Regions from separate parts of the Mus musculus genome. Here region 1 is linked to region 2. Evidence: chromatin loops called from intact Hi-C (ENCODE). Cell type or tissue: left cerebral cortex. All regions are shown on one strand.

Region 1 (8,000 bases), 77 kb before region 2:
TTCAGGGCCGTTGCATGGGTCAGATGGAAGAAAGAACACAAAGGACAGGGCTCTGAGGTGAACACTGGCATGCTTGTGGCAGGCGGGGTGTTCCTCTTCCTGGGTGCTCGCTCACACCAGCCTGGAACTTCCTTTCCATGAATGGTGGCACTTAAACCAGTCAGGTGGCCCACTGGGGCTTTTTTTGTTTGTTTGTTTTTTCTTTTTTGGCAATTTTTTCCACTTTAAAAAAATTAGATATTTTCTTTATTTTCATTTCAAATGTTACCCCTTTCCTGGTTTCCCCTCTGAAAACCTCCTATCCCATCCACCCTCCCCCTGCTCACCAACTTACCCACTCCCACATCTCTGTCCTGGCATTCCCCTATACTGGGGCATCGAGCCTTCACAGGACCAAGGGCCTCTCCTCCCAGTGATGTCCCACAAGGCCATCCTCTGCTACATATGCAGCTAGAACCATGGGTCCCTCCATATGTACTCTTTGGTTGGTGGCTTAGTCCCTGGGAGTTCTGGGGGTACTGGTTGGTTCATATTGTTGTTCTTCCTATGGGGTTGCAAACCCCTTCAGCTCTTTTGGGCCTTTCTCTAGCTCCTCCATTGGGGACCTTGTTCTCCATCCAATGGTTGGCTGAGAGCATCCACCTCTGTATTTGAAGGAAAGGCCATCCAGAGACTGCCCCACCTGGGGATCCATTCCATATACAATCACCAAAACCCAGACATTGTTACGGATGCCAACAAGTGCTTGCTGACAGGAGCCTGATATAGCTGACTCCCGAGAGGCTCTGCCAGTGCCTGACAACTATAGAAGTGGATGCCGTCTGGTTTTCTGAAGGTCTTTGAGATACAAGTTGTGGCTGAAGCAGGTAGACTGACCTACTGCAGTCAGGGGTCAACCCATGTGAGGCTGAGCTAGGAAGGTTGCCATGATTCTGAAGCCATCCCAGGTCTCAAAAAACTCAAAATAAAAGGAAAAAAACAATACAATACAATACAAACAAACAAACAAAATAACCAACTTGGGGGGGGGATTTTTTTTTCTTAGAACTTTACATGCAGTTTTGCTCTGTTGATTTCTTAGCCCTTATTATTTCCAGAACCTAGAGACATGTATGTTTTTACTAGAGTTGGTGTGTCTAACAAGATCCTTGAATCTGTGTCCTGTTGTCAGGACACATGGAGATGGTTCTGGGATTTTGAGATCTCCGTGGCGGTGTGGGCTTTGTGAGCTCTTTGAAGGGATGCTCTTATCTTTGATTGCAAATATGAAGGCAGGTGTTTCTACGAGTGGACTGTTTGATCCAGTCGTAATTTGCTCGTTTTTTATTGCGCTGAACTTCTGAGTTGGGTGTGGCAGTTGTAAGTCCTATCTATAGCAGACACGGAATGATGTCCAGGCTGGGAGTTTTTGTGGATAGATTGATTGTGGAAAAGAACAGTTCTAAAAGCCTCCACTAACCTTGAAATTGTGTGCAAGAGCTTTTATTAGGATTATTCCCTCCTTACATGAGCAGGAAGTTGCACCAGATACCCCACAATGAGGTTCTGTGGCTCTGGTCTTATTTGTGGATTGTGACCTTGGAAACACAATCCGGGTCCCATAAGGTGTTTATCAACATGAGAGGCAAGGTGCTGCCAGCGATAAGAACATGAAGAAAAATAACTACTAGTCTTTGCGAAAAGGACGGGCATTATTTATGAGTGGGCGGTGAGCTGGCACAGACCTCTGGCAAATGTCTTCCTTTAGGTGGTGTGAAAGGAACAGTTGTTCTCTCTAGCTAATCTATGAAGTCTGTGTGAGGGAGCATAAGAGTTTGGGTGGGGTGAGAGAGTGATGTGAAGGAGTCAGAGTCCCACCGGAGGGCCTCCATACCCCAGTCCACACTTTACCTGTGTGTAAAGCCCATAGAGGCCATTGGATGATGTTGTCCTGTGAAAAGGCCCATGTCTGTGGAGGGATGGCCTTGATGCAGAGTGGTGGTGACTGTGAAGGCTAAGCTTGAGCTTGAATTTTAGACGGAGCGTCAGGGAGTTGATAGGTAGGAGAGAAGTCATTGGGGTAAGCCAGCCCCTCCATGTGGGATTGGAAGACTGCAGTGGACAGGTTGGGAGCAGGGAGCTCCAGTGCACGGAGACCATAGGTGTAGCTTTTAAGGTTTCAGCTTGGGTGGCTCCATGCTGCCACCAAGGACCAATTAACAGATAAATAGCATATAGGAAATTGTCTTCTTTTAGTTGGGAACATTGCTGAGGTCTCTGATAAGAGGCATTGTGTGTGTGTTTGTATATGGTGTGTTTGTAATGTGTGTGTGTAGTGTGTATGGTGTGTGTGCATGCATGTGTGTGTTTTTCATACCATTTGCCTTCCTCAGTCACTCTAAATCACATTAATTTTTGAGGTAGGGTCTCACCTGAACCTGGATATTGACCAAGACCAGCCCCTGAGCCCCTGAGCTCCTCCTGTCTCCACTGTCTGGCCCTGTGATTGTGCCTGGCTTGTATGTAGATCAAGCTCATGCTTTGGCGGCCAGCACGTTAGCAGCCGAGCTAACTCTCTGTCGCCTCTACTATTGTTACTAAATTATTTTGAGTCAAGGTCCCACTCTGTGGTCCATGCTGACCTTGGACTCATGTCTCCTGCCTCAGCCTCAGAAATGACACTAGACATAGCAAACAGAGGTTGCTTCTTACGCTCTTACATGCTTTTAATTCGATCCTTCACCTTTAAATATCCTCATCGCCCCCAGAAACCACTGCCTTTAGCTTGTCACACCTGCATGAGGATGGAAGTGCTTCAATCCAGCACTTTCTAAGGATTCTGCTCATGGTTTGTATTACACAGCTTGTCGTGTAATTTCAGTGGAATTCACTTGAAATATGAGCCATAACATAGGTTACGGTGGCTCATCTGTCAACAGTCGTATGAGGGTAAAATTTCAATTACCTTTGATCTGGACACACTAGGAGAGTGTTCTCAGAGTTGCCAGGCAGTCCCAAGCCCCGAAGAGGGGAAACGTGCTTGAGAGCTGGCACTGTTGTCTATGATGCCATGACTGGACACTGCCAGCTGGGTAGCTCCAACAGTGTGACGTTGACTCACACTGGGCATGGGAGGATGGACAGTCAAGCTCCTCTTGTTTGAGCCCTGATGGATGCCTCCTGTGTCTACTTTACCTCCAGCTAGAAACCTTAGAGCGGTCTTGGCTGTGGGACGCTTGCTAACAGCACGTGCTCACTCAGGAGGGGGCCAAGAATGCCTCACAGAATGTGATGGTCAGTTTTTGTCAGCTTGACACAAATTGGGGTCGTCTGTAGAGAATGTCTGCTGGTAGACGTTAAAGGCATCCATTGGGCTGTGCTGTGGGCAGATGTACGGGGCATTTTCTTGATTAATGATGAGGGTACGAGGGCCTACTCTAGTGTACCACTGGGCAAGTAGTCCTGGGTTACATAAGAAACAAAGCTGAGCAAGCCATGGAGATGCAGTAAACAGTGTTCCCCAGTGGCCTCTCCTTCAGCTCATCCCCAGGTTCCTGAGTTTCTGCTCTGGCTTCCCTTGACGTTGGCGCATAACCCGTATGTCAGATAAACCCTTTTCTAAGTTGTTTTCAAATCATATTGTTTTTCATAACAATATGCCTTTTTTTACTTTTTTTTTTTTTTTTTTTTTTTTTTTTTTTGGTTTTTCGAGACAGGGTTTCTCTGTGTAGCCCTGGCTGTCCTGGACCTCACTCTGTAGGCCAGGCTGGCCTCGAACTCAGAAATCCGCCTGCCTCTGCCTCCTGAGTGCTGGGATTAAAGGCGTGTGTACCACCACGCCCGGCTTTTATGTTCTTTTTTTGTCTGAGACTCTTCAGCTTCTTACTATGGCAGGGTGGGGCCTAGAGAGTCTTGTCAGTTTCAGGGACTTCCTGAAGCTATTTTGAGTTGTTCAGGTTTCTGCATAAGGATACAAAGTTTCAATCTCACAGGAAATTTATACAACATTGACCTGGCCACTGATGCAGTAGTTGTTTTCATAAGCTTTCTTTTTTCTCTTCTTTTCTTTTCTTTTCTTTTCTTTTCTTTTCTTTTCTTCTCTTTTCTTCCTTTCCTTTCCTTTCCTTTCCTTTCTTTTCCTCTCTCTCTCTTTCTTTCTTTCTTTCTTTTAAAGTATAGAATAGAGTTTATAGAGTTTATTCGTGGCATGGGGAAGGGAGTCAAGAGGGTAGTAGAGGCAGAGAGAAAGAAAAAGAGAGGGAGGGAGGAGAGGGGAGAAGAAGAGGAAGAAGAAGCAGCCAGCCATGAGCACATGGAGAGAAGGGGGGAAGGAAATGGGAAGAGAGCAGGAGCAGGAAGGCAAGAGCAAGAGGAGCTTTCTTTTCTTCCTGTTTCCTCAGGACAGTTTCTGTCAGGTGGACCTTTCCGGTTATTGCCTTCCATTGAGCTCCTTTCTGACAGCCCCGGAAGGGACATCCAGGCTCCAAAACACAGTGCTCATTTTCTTCAGAAAACTGGGCCAGCAGGAAGCTAGGTGCCAACAGCGTCCCTTAGCAACCTGCTGACCCAGGGCTGCTTAGAGGGAGCCTTGCAGGTTGTGCACCACATCACGCGGCTTCCACAGTACTTGTTGCCCTTTAGTTTGGCTCACTAATGCCGTCCTTTGGGTTTGTTCTGGTCATAGTTTGGCAGGACACAGGGTACTAGAGGAAAACAAGGACCTTTTCTCTGTTTCCTCCATCCATGGGACCCTTCCAGCTCCTCCTTTCTGCTGTGACACAGAGGTGAGGCTAAGCTGTGGTTTCTTTTCTTTCGGTACATCAATTGAGTAGTGGCATAATTTGGCATTCCTGCATGGACTGTGTGGGAGTCTATGGTGTGGGTTCCTCTTGAGGGGATATGCCTGTGTGTGTATGTGTGTGTGTGTGTGTGTGTGTGTGTGTGTGTGTGCATGTATGTCTCTGTATCTCTCTATGTGCATGTGTGTCTTTGTGCATGCGTGTCTGTGTATTTCTGTGTGTGTGTATATATGTGTTTCTGTGTGTCTCTGCATGTGTATGTGTGTTTCTCTCTCTCTGTACGTATCTGTGCGTGTATGTGTGTCTGTGTATCTCTCTCTGTGCATCTCTCTGTGTGTGTGTCTGTACCTGTGTACATGTGTCTCTTGCTGCACATGAGTGTCTGTGTTTCTGCATGCATGAATGTATGTCTTTCTCTCTGTGCACATGTGTGCACTCATGTGTGGAGGTGAGTGGACAGCTGTGCAGCTCCTTGTCTTTGCTTCTGGGATCGAACTGAGACTGTCAGGTGTGTCCTGAGCTGCTGCACTGTCTTGCTGGTCTCCTTTCTCAGGTTGTTTCCTCACATATTTTGTCTTAACTAATATTCGGAGCATCACAGGGCATCACCCCAACCTGTCCCTTCTGGCTTCCTTTCCTTCCCTTTCCTTCCCTTCCCTTCCCTTCCCTTCCCTTCCCTTCCCTTCCCTTCCCTTTCCTTCTTTCTTTTTTTTTCGAGACAGGGTTTCTCTGTTTAGCCCTGGCTGTCCTGAAACTCACTTTGTAGACCAGGCTGGCCTCGAACTCAGAAATCTGCCTGCCTCTGCCTCCCAAGTGCTGGGATTAAAGGCGTGCACCACCACGGCTTGGCCCTTCACTGGTTTTCTTGCTGTGAGTATTTGTTTTGTTTTGTTTTGTTTCCTTTAACTGAGAATACGACCATCTGCGTAGACTTCTTTTCCTAAATAGAGCCTATTAAGGTTTTTATTTGGAGGGATATAATTCACCCTGCATATGTAACTTCTATTTAAAAAAAAAAAGTTAAAAAGTTGATTTCTCAAATAATTTGAATAACAGGCAGACCAATTTCTGCTACTCTCACCACAGGACCCTGACACTGTCGTTTTGGAGCATGAAGAGACAGGTCTCTTCCTAGCAAGTCTTGCTGTGTAGGCCAGGCTGGCATTGAACCTACAATGTTCCTGTCTAAAGATCCTGAGGGTAGGATTGCCAACTGCGCTACTAGGCCACTCAAGACAAAACCTTTCAGTCCCATGTATGGGTGACAACTGAGAATGAAAGTATGGGTGGCACTGGGGCATGGGGAAATGTCCACTGTGTTCATCTGACAGAAGTGAGTGAATTCTGAGTTACACTCTCTCACCACTGCCACTGTGAGTCTGTAGTGGATAGCCACCTTGTGGGTGCCCAACTAACCCATGCCTGCCGTGTTTGTGACGTTCACTGCGGCCCTGGCATATTCCTGTTCCTGAAATGTATCCCTTATGCTGCGAAGTAAGTCCTTGTTACTGTCCCTGCATTCGCCAGGGTTTGGTGAGCCCCAGAGGGCCACTGGTTACCTGAGACATGCAAGCTGTGGTCATGAGGAGGTATTGCCTCACTACCCATTAGCATAGTCACTGGGAACAGTCCCAGCAGAGCAAAGCCAGAGTAGAACCAGGTCTGGGAGGAGGAGGATGTGCAGGGATGGGACCTTTGCTGCTGTTGCTGGGACTGGTATAGCTCTTGGGAAAGCGGGGAGGCAGTTAGGACACTATAATCTCACTTTGGGAGGGGTGAGCTATGCTCCAAAAGAAGCAGAAGCTGATCATGAAGAGACATTTGCACACATGTGTTCCTAACAGAAGTATCGGCAGTGGGCACAACATAGAAACAAACATCCATCCACAGTAAGTGAATAAGGGGCATGTTATTTTTAGAATATTATATGTTTGTTTGTATGTATGTATGTATGTATGTATGTACGTGTGTGACACATACATACATATATACATACAAATGGAGTATTGCACAGCTGTAAAAAAAGAAAGGTGAACTCTGAATACATTGTGGAGATTGGAATAAGGCAGTCACAAACAAAAGAATGACAGTAGGATTCTCCCTGTCAGAAACACCTGAAGTAGCCAGCTTTGTAGGAGAAAAGAGGGACGGTGGTGGTCTCTGAGGCAGGGGAGGACTGCGTGTGAAATGAAGAGTTATTGAATAACAAGCTTCACGTTTCAGACCGAGAGAGAGAGGATGAACTGCTGTAGGGTTGCTTCACGACAGTTCAGATATGCTTAACACCACTGTTCCTATGTGTAAACATGATAAACATGCTAAACATGGTTAAACATGGTAAACATGGTAGGTCTCATGCTATTCTATTAAAATCACAGAAAATGATGCCATGGGGCAGTCTCATTTGGAAGACATCTAACCCAGTCCCAGCTCATTGAGCATCTATTTCTCTCAGCACTTTCATTCTGTACTCCAGTCATTCTGTTTGTTTGTTTGTTTTATCTCCTGTTTAAATTTTGGTAGTTGCTATTTATGAATCTTGCCTCCTGGGAAGATGCTAAATTCCTTTAAGTCTGGAACTAGGTTCTATGTGACCTTCCGTGTGCTAGCCAGCAGTGCCACGTGCATACCAGGAGTAAGGACTTAATATAGCAGACCTTCTGTATTCATTAATCCACTTGTAGAATCATTAGAGAGCTGTTGATACTAAGCACCGGCTCTCCTCCCATATTATTTATTGACTTTAAGCTAATGCCTGAGAAAGCCTTGTGCAGACGTAACCTAACTGTAAATGGTGCTGAGTTACCACAGATCCTGTTGAAGAAAGCCCCCAAGTTCCCATGATTACTGTGTGAACAGACCAGTCAGTTAATAAGTGTCCAGCTGCTGGGTGTACTGCAAATGCCTGTGATACCAAGTACTTGGTAGGCACAGGCAAGACAGATGGCTGCAAGTACAAGGCGAGCCTGGTCTACGTTTGGATTGCTTGGCTAGCCAGAACTATGTAGCGAGACCCTGTCTACAAAGATAAAATGGATATGGATTTAAGGATCAAACTTTTAAAAACATAAACTTTTAAATACTTATACTGAACTTGCCTTCGCACGCAGACTGGGTGGCATCTGCCATGGCTGGCCCATGGATCCCACCGTTGGGTATTGCTTTTGAGTTAAGGCATGGCATCCCGAGGGGCTAACAGGACAGAGCTCTTTGCAAGTGATA
Region 2 (8,000 bases):
TGTCTTAAAAATAAGGTGAGAGTGATTGAGGAAGACATCTGATGCAAACCTACGTGAACTCACACATGCACACACACAAACACACACACACACACACACACACACGTACGCATGTGCACATATGTACACACCAAACAGAACTCTACAAGGATGTTCTAAACCCATGCCTTCCACAAATGTTAAGTGGAATTTGTTATAGTAGCAAGCATACCCAAGAAACAGCCAAAACTGAACCACCGGAAAACCTGCACGCCCCCACCCACACAAGTTAACTGAAGAGACATGTAGCCATATGCTCTGGGTGCTACATTAATGCATTAATAACTGCAACACAGGATTGGCCTACACAGTGGCTTCTCCAACATATTTGCCAGAAAAGCTGTTCTTTATGGCCTGGTGAGAAAAAAAAATATTTTGATTCCCAATAGAAAGAGTTTATAGTTACGAGTAAATATATATTTAAAACCCCCTAAGGCTGAGGAGATGGCTGGGTGGCTGAGAGCACTCGGTCTACAAGCATGAGGAGCTGAGTTCAAATCCGCAGCAGCAGTCACACAAGAGGCTGCAGACCAGCTGCTTCCCCTCCACCTCAGCACCAAGTGGACCCCACGAGAGCCAGAAGGGTTGAACACTTCACCTTTCAGAGAAGTGCAGCTGTGCCAGCCCTTCACTCCATAAACCTGTGCTGCTTTTAAGCTCCACCAGAGGATCTTCTTTTGCAGTGAGCAGCAGTTAATGCAGAGACTCCTAGCTGGTTGGAATGTTAAGAATAAGTAACTAGTACACACCAAACCCTAAATCAAAGCTCCCCCCATCTTCCCCAAGGCTCAGGAACATCTTAGAAGGGGAGCCAGACAGAGCGTAGGGGCTGGGGGCTAAGGAGGAGGATGAGAAATGCTGTCTTCTGGGGGGATTGCTTCCCAGTCCAGAGTACGTACTGTTCCTGCTGAGGACCAGAGTTTAGTTCCCAGCACCCACATGGGGTTTCACAACTGCCTTTAACTCCTGTTCAGGGAAACTGATGATCTCTTCTGACCTCTGAAGGCACCAGGCACACACACAGTGCACATACATTCATTCAAGCCAACACTCGTACCCATGAAATCAAATATTTTTTTTTTTCAAGAGGAGAGGTGTATCTGGGATGGCTTAGTAGCTGGGACCTCAAATCTGTTCCTAGCCCTCATGTCCAGTGGCTCAAACCTGCCTGTAACTCCAGCTCTGGGGGTCCATGCCCTCTTCTGGCCTCCATGGGTCCCTGGGCTCTTGCGTCCATATCCACACATAGACACACATATAGACATTATAAATGAAAGAAATATTTTAACAATGAGTGTATCTTGCCCTGATCTCTTCCTATGTCTCTGCTTCATGGCTGTCATGAGTTATGCAACGTCTTCTACCACATATACCCAATGCATTGGTAATCCTGCCCCCGAACAATGGCTTCCGCCAACCTTGGACTGAAACTGTGAGCTCAAATGAATCTTCCCTTCTTTTAAATTGTTTCTCTTGGTATTTATTACAGTGTTGAAAACCTTACCAACACATTAACATTAATTATTATTATTATACTTTTAAAGGAAATTACAAAAATAGGTCTCCAAACAAAAAACATATATCTAATTAATCCGTCTATTTTCTACAAGAATAACTAAAATTTTGCATACTGTTTGTAGCGAATTTTGCTTAGTCACTACAGGAAAAGTCCCTTCCAGAATTCACAGCCACCTAATTCAGTCTTCCTGTTGAGTATCAACAATCAATTTTTTCAAAGCCCATATAAAGAAATCAACGTCAGAGCACTTAAAACACTTGAACCAAAATAGAATTTAGCCATCTTTATAACTAATATACATCCTGAGTTTCTGCTCAGCTGAGCTATGGTCTCAAGGGAGTACACATAAGTTGGGTTTTCTGCTTGGTTTATACTTAGATGCGCTGGGAAAATGTTCTTTTGACATCAGACTTAAGAGTTTCAGCTCTCTCTCTCTCTCCCTCTCTCTCTCTCTCTCTCTCTCTCTCTCTCTCTCTCTCTCTCTCTCTCTCTCTCTCTCTCTCTCTCTCTCTCGGTTTTACTCTATATGTATAGGTGTTTGGCCTGCATCTATATCTCTGCACCAGGTGCATGCAGTGTCTCTGGAGGCCAGAAAAGGGCCTTGAATCCCCTGGAACTAGAGTTACAGGAAATTATCAGCCATCATGTGGATGCTGGAGTTGAACTGGGGTTCTCTGCAAGGGCAGCCAGCGCTTGTCACCACTGAGCCAGCCTTTCTCCTAGTTCTGTTTGATAGCTCAATCTTATACAATGCCCACTGCAAAACTGGTTTCACGGTGCCAGGTGACTCTTGCTTTGCTTTGTCTTTTAATTTGTGGCTAAGACGGGAGACAGAGAATCAGCTGAAGTGACTTAGTGCTGATCTTTCATGAAGGCACTCCCATTTTTTGTGAGGCAGGCAACCTTGGAGCCCTGCAGTCAGTCTGTGGGATTTGGCAGTAGGAGCAAACAAGATAGGGTCCTTGCTGCCCCTCTTCTCCCCTCTGCCACTCACATGACTGTTAACTGTGTAGTGGGTACCCCTGGCATTAAAGTCTTCACATGAATTGTGACTGTCTGTAGGCTCTTACCACACCTCATCTGATAATTGGTCAACTGTTAGGTAACAGTATCCTTGCATAGTCTTCGCCCCTCCCATACACAAGTCTTTAGACTTAAAAAAAAAAAGGTACACTATTTGGAGAGGAAAATGTACTTACTGGGGTAAATTCCGCTGTCAGCTGTGTTGACCACCCGGTGTCCCTCGGAGACCACCTTTCTCTTGTCACATTCTTCCCCCACCCTCTTGTTAACTTGGATCACTAAAGACCCTGGACGCTTCAGGAGTTGGGTTTCTGGCATTTCGATGCTGGGGGTATTTCAGTGAGGTGTTTGACGTGGGCTGTCCAGTGACGTTATACAGGCCCATTGGCTTACATTAGCTGCCTTGTAACTCTTTTGTTTGTTTGTTTGTTTGTTTGTTCGTTCGTTTGTTTGTTTGTTTGTTTGTTTGTTTTTGAGACAGGGTTCCTCTGTATAGCCCTGACTGTCCTGGAACTCACTTTGTAGACAAGGCTGGCCTCGAACTCAGAAATCCGCCTGCCTCTGCCTCCCCGAGTGCTGGAATTAAAGGTGTGCGCCACCTGGTGGGCACTGGGGCCTTGCTTTATTGACTCCTCCATGACTCTCTTTCCTGAGGCAAAAATAAACAAGCCAAACTCTCCTCAGCCAACTAGATAGAGAATGGGAAGTGGGTACTGTGAAAACCCGTACAGATATTCGCTGGGAGCAGGTGAGCCTTAGGAAGCTATCCCTGCAGGACCGCAGTTAACGTTCCAGGAAGATCTGTGGAAATGAACTATGAAGAGTATAATTTCTGCACCTGATGACCAAATCGAAGAACCTTTTGCTTCTACATTTCAACATCGTCTCCCTATGATCCTTGAAAGCAGTGCTTCTAGAAGCATCTGGTCATTCACACGGTAGTGTTCAGTCTGTCTTCATGGCTCCCAGGTCCCTGGTTTGATTAATAAAATCACCAGAGTGAGGCTCTCTGTCACTGACCTCTTTTTCATATGCTGTTTATGGTACTAGGTTGTCTATCCAAGAAGGTCACTAATGTCACCTTCTCCTGCCTGAGTCATCAGCGTGCGGCGTCAGCTCGGCCAGGCCGACCACGTTAGGTGTACAAACGTAAGCAGCACTGGGCCAGTTGGTTTTGTTTGTTTTTTGGGTGAGTCAAGGGTGACTTGAGAGTGGGGTTAAAAATAGGCAAGCTCTGTATCGCTCAGCCATTATGTTCAGCAAATCAGAATCTGGCTTCCTTTTGGTTTGGCTTGTTGGCGCTTTTGCATTGAATACATGACTGGGTGGCTGCATGTGACTGTGCAGAGGAGCACCTATGTGCAGGGTAGAGCAGGACCTCGTTACTGCTCTCTGCTTTAGTTCCTTAAGATAGGGTCTGTCGTTGAACCAAAGCTCACTGCTCCGGCTAAGCAGGCTGGTTAGTAAGCCCTTGAAATCTGCCGTTCTCTGCCCTACAGTGCCAGGGTTACAGGAATGTATGGCCTTGAGTGGCTTTTAATGTAGGTGCCCAGGATTCAAATTCAGGTCTTTACCCACTGAGCATCTTCCCAGCCCCAGGATCTGCTTTCTTAATCCATTATTATACACTATTTTTCAAAGGCATTAGTAAACTAGGGAGGCACATACAAGTCCAGAACTCTGAAGATTGCCCCGTAGTATTTATCTTAACATATACATATAGCGTGTCCTGTTTGGTCTTTGGAGCTGCTGTACAGAGGTATTTGTGGCCGAGGATTTGGTAAAATGGGACATGGGTAAAAGTTCTGTCTTGCATGTTTCAGGAAATTCCAGAACTCTTGAAACCAGTGGGGGCTGTAGGCACCGTACTGCTCAAACCTGCAGTGGCCACTGGGCCATCCTGCCGGGGAAGCAAAGCAGGTTTTGCGACTGCTCCTTCAGGTCACCATGACTAGTTTGCAAACGTGGCAAATCAAAAAGGGAATTACAGATAATATAATACACGTTTTGGATTTGTTTTTAATTGGGAAGTCGGTCCATCGAGGGCTGCTTTGAAGGATGAAGGAAAACGGGGAGTTGGGTACGTGGCTCTCTTCACTGAGTAACACACACGTGAGAAGGACGCTCCACTGCAGGCTGTTGTGTTTGTTTCTTCTGTGTGTTTCTTTCTACAAGGAACTGGTGAAGCCTCTTGACCTATAATATTAAAAGAATATTATTACTCATAGGCCCAGTCTTGGACACAGTGTTCATTATTGTCTTGTCACCCTGCAATTCTGAACCCCCAGGTCTGTTCAACAGCACATCCCCCTCTCCACCCATCCTTGTGAGCGACCGTGCTACTTCAGCTGTCAGGAATTTGCTCTGTGCTGTTCTTCTGCAAACATTCGATCCCGGGGCTTCTCCCCTCTGTCGGTGAAATTTGGACTCATCACACATTGGAGGAGGAGAAGAAAACCAGCACATGACTCTTGGCTGCGGTGTCCGTAGCCTAGAACATCCATGAGTCTGTGCAGCTGGAACCAGCTTCTCTCTTGGCACCACTGTGTGAAATATGTGGAAGTCATCTTGCATGCTAAGCTCAGAACTCTGGCACGGAAGGCAGAGCCGAGCTCTTAGAATGAGGTCCTTTTGTTTCTGAAATCGGTCAGATTTTTGTCTCAGCTGGTTTCCGTAGACTGTCCTTCCGACGGCAGGTTTAGTTTTCAGCAGATGGTTGAGTCTTTGTTTCAGAATCATGCCCATGGTTCTTTAGTTGTTTTAATCTGATCTTTCTGGGAGCAAAATGCCACTGCTGACTTTTGAATAAAACACACTCAGTGAGCTCAGACTGTAGGCAGAGGATCCTGCCACTCCTAGTAACACATGCACATTCACACACACACACACACACATTCTCTCTCTCTCTCTCCCTCTCTCTCTCTCTCTCTCACACACACACACACACACACACACACACACACACACATACACACACACCCCCCATACTGTCTCTAGCAAAGGGGCTACGCCTTTCCCCACTGGCTGCATTCCTCCTCATGTGTCGCCTCTGTAAAGTTCAATCATGGACGACTCAGAGAATTTGTTCTTCTTTTAAAGCTCACAGTCCTACTTGGCTGGATTTTCTCTGAAACTCTCTGTTTTCCAACATAGCCTTTGAGTAAGTGCTGCTGTTGGGTCACTGTGGGCGGTTCATGCTGCTGAGTATAGTTTGTTTGGGTAGGATTCCATGGAAAAGTGTAAACTGGAGCCCTGGTGTTTTGTGTCCTGGCTTCCACTGGCCCCCGGTGTTTTGGCTGCCATGGGCTATATTCCTGCCACACACAGGGCAGGGCTGTTAAGGTGACTAAGCTTGAAGTTACAACCCAGTGCAGAGTAGCAAAGAATGAACTGGGTCTCTGGCTTCAGTGGTGTGTGTGTGTGTGTGTGTGTGTGTGTGTGTGTGTGTGTATACGTGCACATATGTTAATACAGTAATAGATGAGGTCATAACATGGGGTGAGGGGGTACAGATCTGGGAAAGAACTGAAGGAGAAGAAAGAAGGTGGAGATGATGTAAATGTAGCATTGTTATGGATGAAATTCTCAAAATTTAAAAAATTTAACCCGAGGAACGTCACAGATTATAACATTAAAAAGAAATATTCAAATCATGTCTGAAGATGGATTTTTAGTGGAATCATGAGACTTACAGTAAATGTTTATATTTATATGTATGACATAGATATTTATAATAAATGTTTACAGATTTTTTTTAAGCCCTCTCTTCACTCCCTTGAAGCAGTCACACAGTAACAGCGAAGGTGAGAAAATACTCAGTTACCCAAATCCTGAAAGCCCTCGTCACATAGAGCCAGCAGGCCAGTGTGTGCGTGTTCTGGGGCTATTCCTAGAACTCCTGGAGGGTAAGGTAGAGAGACTTGGTCACTCTCGGGGCTGTGGTCTACTATCTGTGCAAGGTGGATCCTCTCATACGTTGGTGACTGTACAAGCAGCTACCATGTGGCCAGCAGGCCATGTGTAGTACAGCTGGACACATTTCCTCATCGTTTGAATGCTGAGCCTGAAGACTGTGTATAACTCAGTAGCAGAGCATAGGTTTAGCATGTGCATGGTCCGGGACTCTCCCCATACCTCAGCGCTGAGACAAGAGGGATACTGTGATCCTGGAGTTTATAATATATTTTTTTAAACATTTCACCCATAGTGGGCCTTTTATTCGTAGCGTGCATGTACTGTTTTTGGAAGGTGTAAACTTTGAGAGTGTTTTATAGTGGTTCCTGTTTAATGATGCACCCTTGTGGTTTCATTATGGGAATTACCACTTTAGACTTATTCACTTCTTTATGAGAACCACCTTCAAGCAACAAACAAGAGTCCACATTCCAGTGGCGTGTACACACCAGCAGAGGGAGGTGGTGGTAGGTATGGAATACCTCAGGTGTGTTGCTGAGAGGTAGTGAGTGAGTGGTATGTAAAAGAAACAGAGCAGAATAACCGAGATCGGGGAGAGGCAGGCACAACTGAAGTTTAAAGTGATGTGGGTCAGCCGTGTTGGAAAGCAGGCACAAGCAAAGATCAGAAAGTGAAGAAAGTCACCATGGAAATTTTGAAGGAGAGTGTGTTCCCATCTGTGCATAGGCCCTGAGATAGATGAATGTCTGATGTTCCCCAGAGAACAGCTCAGGCAGCTGGGATGGGTGAGCAAGTGGAGGAAGGGTTTTATGTAGTTCAGAGGGGTGTTGGAACACCAGCCCCTTACGCCATTGTGAGGGATGTGGCTTAACAAAGATGCTAGTCTCTGGGGAAGCAGTTTGGAAATGGCTTATGTGATTCATCTCATGGTGGGATAAGGAGAGAGTGCTGTATAGGCAAAAACAGGAAGGGAGACTGATAGGAAAACACTCACCCTGCCAGTCAGAAATAACCAAGAAGAGTACCATAGGTTAGACTCAGTGTTCTGGTTCTCCAGTCCCAGGAACGTGTGTGGGTCAGCCTGGAGACACAGCCTGCAAGACAGTCTAGGAATAGATGCCTTTTAAACAGCCACTGCCTCCTTTTCTCCCTCCCCTCCCTATAGTTTTACTGACAAGATCTTGCTGGATACAGATCCAGCCTCCACAGTGCAGGTGCCGCAGGTGTGGACCACCATATCTGTGTTAGTGTAGGTACCTTGAGATTCCCAGAGCCCCCTTGAAGGCCTGTTCATTGTGAGGTTAATCCTCTGATTGAGTCATGGCTTAGAGTTCATCTTATTTCTCAGGTTTAGTGATGCAGAACTCGTTATGGTGTGGTTCTAAAAATCGTGATAGCTAACCCAGAGTCTTTCTGTCCTTCTAGGTAGACTGTCTGTCTGGTTTGGTACATGCTTTCAATCATTTTGTTATATACTTCTGCATTAGTCACTTCTCTGTTGCCA

The links. A loop is a pair of places that touch in the nucleus more often than their neighbours do. Peaks named below come from ENCODE experiments on the same cell type or tissue, not always from the same donor. Only the 100,000 strongest peaks of a DNase experiment are listed, where the experiment ranks them.
Region 1: a loop joins it to region 2, with 2.6 times the contacts of the local background. A loop is called at or near these places in 2 of 42 quality-filtered maps.

What each region holds. Positions count from the first base shown.
Region 1 is chr14:121,109,359-121,117,358 of GRCm38, forward strand. All of the region lies in intron 2 of Farp1 (FERM, RhoGEF (Arhgef) and pleckstrin domain protein 1 (chondrocyte-derived)), which reads left to right. Among named protein-coding and RNA genes, the nearest start is that of Farp1, 78 kb to the left of the region's middle. In left cerebral cortex, no CTCF peak of the experiment used is centred here; a DNase peak (open chromatin) is centred at 4,627; H3K27ac peaks cover 2,111 bases.
Region 2 is chr14:121,186,852-121,194,851 of GRCm38, forward strand. All of the region lies in intron 2 of Farp1 (FERM, RhoGEF (Arhgef) and pleckstrin domain protein 1 (chondrocyte-derived)), which reads left to right. Among named protein-coding and RNA genes, the nearest start is that of B930095G15Rik, 58 kb to the right of the region's middle. In left cerebral cortex, CTCF peaks have their summits at 3,193 (motif pointing left), 5,011 and 6,966 (motif pointing right); DNase peaks (open chromatin) are centred at 5,170 and 5,789; H3K27ac peaks cover 909 bases.